2 separate regions of the Homo sapiens genome follow, and region 2 is linked to region 1. The links are chromatin loops, found by intact Hi-C in ENCODE. Cell type or tissue: IMR-90. All regions are shown on one strand. Links, peaks and the distances in the headings refer to the core of each region. The heading gives the core; the rest is flanking DNA.

Region 1 (4,399 bases), core at 303-4,302:
ACCAGGAGTCCCTACTTTACTTCTATTTTAGCTGTTGAAGTATTCTTTCATGCTAGTTCAGCAATTAATTTCCGAAGATTATTTTTACATTTTATTTGGCATGTAGGTTATTTTAGCTGGGAAGTTCACTCAGGGTATTTAGTCTAGTCTGTTATACTGACAGAAATAGAATTCATAAAGGTAAATTCTGGGCCAAGATAAGAATCCTATTTTTTGCCTGAAAGCTAAAAATGATATTTTGTAGTTAATAGAAATTCACTGGTACTTTTTTTTTTAAAGGAGGAAAATGTGACTTACTCAGAGCTGTTACTTGGAAAGGCAGGTCTAACTAATATAAAGAGTTAGAAGGTGTTTATCATGGTTTAGATGAAAGGTGAAGAAGCTTAATCTGGGAGAGTGGCACAGGGAATAGAAAGGAGTCTAGGGCTGTAAAGCATAGCATACAGATGAGAAATTATCTTTGTTTTCATTGGTTAAACCACCTTTTTGGAATGTAGACTAAAGAGATAATATTGCTGAAGATACCAACTATAGAGGGCCTTGGTAGCTGTATCAATATAAAATCTGACTGAAATGTTAATAAAGCATTTGAATGCCAACCTGTCTATTACACCAAGGATAGATTCATATAATTGGATTTTCTAAGACAGAATTCCACTAGCATTATTCTTAGTCTCAATTTATTTGGGTAGGGTAGTCCTAACCTACCTTGAAGTATGACAAATCCCAGGGAAATGCTACCTTGCTTTTTATAATCCAGGGAAGCATCTTTCTTCTGTGATGAATTCCAGATAGAATTAAATAGTTACCCTTAATAGGCTGAAAATAGATTGCAAATTCAGTTTTAATCCATTCTCTAAGTTGTAGTCTTCTTAACACAAAGCAATCTAAAGTGAAATTTACTTTTCTTGAGAAACAATAAAAGGAAGGGTACCGAAACACAAAGGAGATGGCGGTGATTAAAATATGGGAAATAATGTCTTATTTTGTCAGTGTTCTTAAAAAGTTATACAGGAATTTGTTTTATGATACTAGATTCTAATGGCTTTATGTTTGCTGAAGAGAGCATGGCATTTATTCACCTGTCAGGCTTAAGATTTCAAGCTCACTAGGCTGTCTTTCTGTGGGACATTCATAGTTAAATTCCCCTATATATCCTGAAGAAATGGGTTGAAGATTACACTCTTAGAGTTGTTAAGAGAGTCTTAGAGATTGTTTCTTTAGACTTCTTCTACCACTGAGAAGGAGTGTGGGGTTGAGAAAAGAGGGGTGTCAGTGGTGGTGGGAATCTGGAGTCAGAAACACTTGGCTTCAATACTTACCTCTGCCTTTTACTAAATATGTGAGCTTAGCCAAGTGACCTTTCTCTTCATACCTCAGTTTATTTATAAAAATGTGAATAATGATAGTGATTTCGCAGAATTGTTTTGGGTGTTAATGAGATACTTATGAAAATGCCTAGCACAGTGTCTAGTACATTACAGGTACTCAGCAAATAATACCATACCTATTGTTATTGTTATTGCTTTATCACACGCAGCTTCTCTTTGATGTGGAATTTATGTGATTCAGCCTACGAAATGTTTATTCTAAACTCTCTGTTGAATACAAATCTGACCCCCTAAAAATTCCATTCTTTGGTCCATGTTCTGCTCTATGAAACAACAAAGGATACATACAGGCATACCTCATTGTACTGCACTTTGTTGTATTGTGCTTTGCAGATATTGCATTCTTTACAAATTAAAGGTTTGTGGCAACCCTGCAACGAGCAAGTCTATTGGTGGCGTTTTTTAACAGCATGTGCTCACTTTGTGCCTCTGTGTGACGTTTTGGTTATTCTGCCATATTTCCAACTTTTTCATTGTTATTGTATTTGTACGGTGACCTGTGATCAGTGATCTTGGATGTTACTATTTTAATTGTTTTGGGGTGTTGTGAACCGTGTCCATATTAGATGGCAAACTTAATTGATCAATGTTCTATGTGTTCTCCCTGCTCTACTGACTGGCTGTTCTCCCATCTCTACCCCTCTCTTCAGGCCTCCCTACTAGCTGAGACACAACAATATTGAAGTTAGGGGAATCAATAACCCTACAAGTGGCTTCCAAATGTTTAAGTGAAAGAAAGTAGCAAGTCTCTCGTTTTAAACCAAAAGCCTGAAATGAGGAGGCTTAGTAAGGAAGGCATAATGAAAGCTGAGACAGGCCCAAAGCTGGGCCTCCTGTACCAGTTAGCCAAGTTATGAATGCAAAGGAAAAGTTCTTGAAGGAAATTAAAATTCTATTCCAGTGAACACATGAATGATAAGGAAGCAAAACCATCTTATTGCTGATATGAAGAAAGCTTTAGTGGTCTGAATAGATTAAACTAGCCACGGCATTCCCTTAAGCCAAAGCCTAATACAGGGCAAGTCCCTAACTCTTCAATTCTGTGAAGGCTGAGAGAGGTGAGGAAGCTGCAGAAGAAAAGTTGGAAGCTAGCAGAGGTTTGTTCGTGAGGTTTAAAGAAAGTGGCCGTCTCCATAACATAAAAGGGCAAGGTGGAGCAGCAAGTGCTGTTGAAGAAGCTGTAGCAAATTATCCAGAAGATCTAGCTGAGATCATTGATGAAGTGCCTACAATAAACAACAGATTTTTTCAATGTAGATGAAATAGCTTTATATTGGAATAAGATGTCATACAGGGCTTTCATAGCTAGAAAGAAGAAGTCAATGCCTGGCTTTAAAGCTTCAAAGGACAGGCTGACTCTCACATTAGAGGGGAATGTAGCTGGTGAATTTAAGTTGAAGCCAATACTCATTTATTATTCTGAAGATCCTAAGGCCCTTAAGAATTGCATTAAATCTACTCTGCCTGTTTTCTACAAATGAAACAACAAAGCCTGGATGAGAGTAAATTTGTTTACAGCATGGTTTACTGAATATTTTTAAAAGATTGTCTTCCAAATATTACTGCTCAGCTCATTGACAATGCACCTAGTCACTCAAGAGCTCTGATGGAGAGGTATTAAGAGATGAATGTTATTTTCATGTCTGCTAACAAAAAATCCATTCTGCAGCCTATGAATCAGGGAGTAATTTTGACTTTCATGTCTTATTTAAGAAATATATTTTGTAACACTTGTAGCTATGATAGTGATTCCTCTTATCTGATGGATCTGGGCAAACTAAACTGAGAACAGTCTTGAAAAAATTCACCATTCTAGATGCTATTAAAAACATTCAGGCCAGGCGTGGTGGCTCATGCCTGTAATCCCAGCACTTTGGGAGGCCGAGGCAGGTGGATCACGAGGTCAGGAGTTCGAGACCAGCCTGGCCAAAATGGTGAAACCCCATCTCTATTAAAAATACAAAAATTAGCTGGGCGTGGTGCTGTGTGCCTGTAATCCCAACTACCTGGGAGGCTGAGGCAGGAGAATTGCTTGAACCTGGGAGGCAGAGGTTGCAGTGAGCCAAGATCATGCCACTGTACTCCAGCCTGGGCAGCAGAGCAAGACTCCATCTCAGAAAAAAAAAAAAAATTATGATTCGGGGGAAGAGGTCAAAATAACATCACCAAACTGGAATTTGAAAGAAGTTGATTTCAACTCTCATGAATGACTTTGAGGAGTTCAAGATTTCAGTGGAGGAAGTAACTACAGATGTGGTAGGAATAGCAAGAGAACTAGAATTGGAAGTGGAGCCTGAAAATGTGATTGAATTCCTCCACTCTCATGTTAAAATTTGAATGGGTGAAGAGTTGCTTCTTATAGATGAGCCAAGAAAGTGGTTTCTTGAGATGGAATCTACTCCTGGTGAAGATGCTATGAACATTGTTGAAATGACAACAAAGGATTTAGAATATTCCGTAAACCTAGTTGATAAAGCAGTGGCAGGGTTTCAGAGGATTAACTCTCATTTTGAAAGAAGTTCTACTGTGGGTAAAATGCTACTAAACAGCATGGCATGCTACAGAAAAATGGTTCATGAAAGGAAAAGTCAATCTATGTGGCCAACTTCATTGTTGTCTTATTGTCTTCTTTTAAGAAATTGCCACAACCACCCTGACCTTCAGCGACCACTACCTTGATCAGTGAGCAGCCATTAACATCAAGGCAAGACCCACCATCAGCAAAAAGGTTAATCTAAGACTTGCTGAAGGCTTAGATTATTGTTAGCATATTTTTAGCAATACAATATTTTTAAATTAAGGTATGTATGTTGATTTTAGACATAATGCTATTGCACACTTAATAGACTATACTGTAAACATAACTTTTATATGCACTGGGAAACAAAAAATTTTGTGTGACTTGCTTTCTTATCATATTTACTTCATTTTGGTTGTCTGGAATTGAGCCCACAATATCTCTGAGGTATATGTTCTTTCTTCTGGAAGACAAAATTCAATTACTTGAA
Region 2 (4,399 bases), core at 67-4,066, 66 kb before region 1:
GATACAAGGAGATAAAACTAGTGGTGCATGAAAGTGTGGTTCAGCTTTGAGGAAAGAAAAAGGTTTGAGGAAAAGGGACTTTGAGAAAGGGGGAGATGAAGGGATTGACTGTTGCCCTTACTTCCTGCTTCTCTTTGGTTCAACTCAAGTGCTAGGAAGGGACTCTGGGTTGCGTGGATCTATTGTCTCTCTGCCTCTTCTCTTGATTCCTTAGTGGGCAGAAGTCTGTTGGTTCTTCTCCTTCCTATCCTAACTCCAAGCCCACTGAAATAGTCACATCAATTGAACTTCCTGAGTGTGATTCTTTCCGTGATGACATGGCAGCTACAGTACTCTTGTGGTTCTTGGTTATTTCCTTTACCTTATCTATCAGGAAAAAGGAGTAAATGTGATAAGCCAAAATAAGGGATGATCAATTGTCCTAGATCTGAGAACTTTGATAAACTCTCGAAATATGTTTTGCATAATAAGCTCTTTGAATTTGGTGGCTTATGATAAAGTATCATATTTAAAAATCTATAAATTACATTTTTCTACAAAATTCATATTTTCTTATAGTTTTCAAATTGTTGCTTAGTATAGAACAATGTTGTCTTAATAATAGCAATTGAATGAATTAACTGGGTCTTACTGACACATCTTGACAGGATCTCCCATTCCGGATGTAAAATAACATGCGAGTCAAAATATTAAAATATAGTAGAAGATAGTGAAAAACTGAAGAATAAAACAAAAATGATGTGCAGATTTCTCTTTCCAGTGTATTAACCAAAGTTACATTACTTATCCCTCTCTGCTTAGATCTATTAAAATATTGTAGTAGATTTTTAAAAAGGTGGTAGGCCTCGGTTCTTAAGAGATGCTACTCATTTTAAACTCTGAGAAGGACTAGTAATAAATATAGAAAATTAAGATCTAAGGGTCCCAGGGTCCCAGGGTCCCAAAGCAAACATGCCCCGGAAATCTGCCACAGTCATCTATTTGGCGAAATGGCAAGGGATTTTGATGGGCAAGGTTCTAATGATCTAAGTCTTTTGTGTTGTCCTATATTCTCCTTGCACCAGCCCATACGTAAAAGGGGATTTCAGTTCCTGTTGGAGTTCTGAATTTTTGGCCTTCGATCTGATCCTTCGCCCTATTATTCCTCCCTTCACACTGCCACACCATTTCCATTTCCCCAGCTTCCGAAAGCATTGCTTGTTTTCTGCTTTGGATTTTTTTCCGGCTGTTCATGACTACGATCTTGGTTCTTCATAGGTGATCATTCAGGTCTTCCTGCCACCCTCCATTGTTCTTTCAACGTGCCTCAGTTCACTGGGTTATCTGTGATGCCTTCTGACTTTACACACTTCCAGACGAATTCAAGTAAATGTTGTCCGTTACCCTGTAGGTCATGTTCTTGCATAATTTGTCCCAGTCCCGAGAAGACAATCGCAATAACAAATTTCTGTGACTGTGTAAAATCAGTGGTTTGAAAGGGACTGACTCCACCAAATAGAAGGTGCTGAAAATATCTGTGAACTGAATGTTAATAATTTCTTAGTTAAGCTGTTAGATTAGATGCTAAGAGATGCTTACCTAAGATTGTAACAAGATTGTTTTTGGAATCTCTGGGCACATCCAGCCTCTTCCCCCTGTATCTTGGTGTTAGGCATGTCCTAGAGAGCTTCTAGTTAGCTACCATGAAATGTCATTGAGGTGGTCCTGGCAGAGTCGTGATTCCGCTGGTTAAACCTACTGCATATGCTAAACAGCATTGAACCAAACTAATTTGAGTAACAAATGAAAGAGAGAATCTGTTTCTAGTCAATTTTTGTTTCTCTTCTGAAAACTAGCATATGATTTTGAGAAGCTACTCATGCAAAATGATTAATTTGGGACCACAGAGAATGGAAAGTAATGCAGTCTTATGTAATTGGTCTTTTAAAGGAGAAGAATAAATGTATCATGCTTACCATGAACTGAAGAAGTACCAGTAACTCCCCCAAACCCATTTGCTTTATTACATGTCTTTTTCTGTTATTGACAGTTAGTATTGACTCATTTTTAATCAGGTGACACTTTGCACTCTTGCCACTTCTTGATTAATTGGCAGTAATTGATATGTTCTCCAGGTTGAGTCATAATTTTTGAACTTGGTTTTTACCCAGAGTTCTGAAGGGCAACATTTCTAAAGTCTGACTCAGTCAGTGAGTTAGTCAGGCAGATAGTTATTTAGAAAGTATATATTGAATGTCTACTATGTTCTAAGAAGTGTTCAGTCTAGGTGATACCCATTATTGAAGTTACAAAGCCATCAGATCAATTTGTGTATTATTTTGTCTAGATATATTTGAACACAATTTCTGTGCCATTCCCCTCTGCTCTCTGCCAAATCTAAGTTTCTTCTAGCCTCTTGCAAAAAAAATCAGAACTAATATTTTCTTTATAACTCCCTTGTGCTTTTCAGATCTTATTCGGACTTATAGCAGTTTGGAAGCCAGGCAGGGTTTTTTCTAGAGTGAATGTAATTTCCTCATAAGGCAGCAAGGTAGTTGCTACAGTTTTAATAAGTTTTAATCAGTTTTAATCTTTAATTTCTCAGCGAGTCTAGTTAACTCTGGATGGGTTATTAACAGCATGAATCACATACATACAATGTGACCGAGAACAAAAGCTGCCCCCGGTGGACAAGGTACCATCATTGTAACTTTTCCTAGTGACGGTTCCATTAAACTTCAGGGCTCTTATGCCAGTGAGGTGACCCAAACCAACCCAATTTACAGATTGGGCCCTACCTGGCCTATGATAGTTGAGTTTAGCCCAAACTCTAAAGTATCCTCCTATGGTATAGTCCTCAATTTCCAGCTTCCTAAAGGATGGTTCTCACTTCTCACATTCATAATGCAAACTAGCCATGCTTGAAATGAAAGGTTATTGATGGAAATTAAGAACTGCCCATGACAGCGCAAAAAGCCATGTTAAAAGACAAGTGCAAATAAATGATGATATAAGAGCCTGGTGAGTTTGACTGTTTACCAGAAACAGCTCTGCAAATATTGCTGGTGGAAGTTTATTTTTCACCTGGCCTTTCCCTGTCCCTCTTCTAGGGGCATAGAAAGTGAGCATTAGGTTAAGAGAAGTAATAAAAAGAGAAAACAAAACTGTAAACTCAATTAAATGAAGACTTGTCTTCAACTGTAAGTGGCAGATGTATTTATCCGGGGTGATTTTGTCCCAGTTACAAAGGTATCAGCCCAATATTACGCCCGGGCTTTCAGCCATCTCTCAGGTCGAGTGAATTTGTGAGTATTAAACACACAGTGAGATGTTCAGTTTTCAGTGTAGTTTCTAATCAAATATTTAAACTTTGTGTGTAAAAATAACCCGATCAGAGTAAATTTTTTCTCTTCAATAAAACATAATAGAAGAATTTAACCACATGGAAATACTGGTTGGGTTACCGTGTTCAGAGGATTAAGCATCATTGCTTTTAATGAAATTCTAGTTTTTTAAAAAAGGTAGATAGAAATAGATGTCTTAGAATATCGTATAATAAATTCCTTTTAACCGATTCATATCCAGTGAGAAGTGTCAAATTTGAGTGCTTTCTCTTCCTGCTTTCCTATTTCCCATTCTCTGGGTCACTTTAGTTCCCCCTTACAATGTTTTCTAACTTCTGCCTGCTCAGTTCAGCCTGCACCCTCTAAGTGGCCCTCCTGCCTTCCTGTACTCACCTGTCACAGAAACTTGCTCACCCTCTCTGCACACCACTGTAACAGTGCCTCCCCCCAACAGGTGCTGTGTGTCTTCTTTGGCCTACTGTTTTGTAGGGCTCTAGGATTTATCCAGGCTTCTCTCAACCTGTGTCCCACTTTCTCCATAAGCTGTGGCTTCTTTATCCACTTCTATCCCCACCACTTCCATGATTCAGCTCTCTCCCCAGGCCTGTGGCTGCACTGCACTTCCTTCCCTCACTGACTGTTTTTCTTCCTAGCTTCTCACTGTCCCACCCACAGTTATCTGCTTCTACCCAGCCACTTTGGCCTAATTGTTCAATCCAGACACACATACACAGTTTTTGACAATTGTTTTGGTAGTGATGGGGTTTCACTATATTGCCCAGGATGGTCTCGAACTCCTGGGTTCAAGTGATCCTCCTGCCTTGGCCTCCCAATGGACATGTCTGACTACCTAGCCTTCTCATTCTGTTTTATTTTTGGCCTTTTGACTTCATAATACTTTTTCTTCATTCTTTTCCTACTTCTGAACTGCTGACAGTGATGTGCTGGTGAATATCTAATAACCATTTTTCTGGAGAGGAAAAAGAAACCTCTGACATAGAATGTTTTCTGACTTCTTTGGTGTAAATACTCTCACCATGGTCCATTTCGTGGTCCATTCAGTGTGACATCACTGA

The links. Peaks named below come from ENCODE experiments on the same cell type or tissue, not always from the same donor. Only the 100,000 strongest peaks of a DNase experiment are listed, where the experiment ranks them.
Region 2: a loop joins it to region 1, with 4 times the contacts of the local background. A loop is called at or near these places in 1 of 110 quality-filtered maps.

Annotation. Positions count from the first base shown.
Region 1 is chr15:37,722,513-37,726,911 of GRCh38, reverse strand. No RefSeq gene overlaps it. Among named protein-coding and RNA genes, the nearest start is that of TMCO5A, 210 kb to the left of the region's middle. In IMR-90, for the core only: no CTCF peak of the experiment used is centred there; no DNase peak of the experiment used is centred there.
Region 2 is chr15:37,787,831-37,792,229 of GRCh38, reverse strand. No RefSeq gene overlaps it. Among named protein-coding and RNA genes, the nearest start is that of TMCO5A, 140 kb to the left of the region's middle. In IMR-90, for the core only: no CTCF peak of the experiment used is centred there; a DNase peak (open chromatin) is centred at 2,159.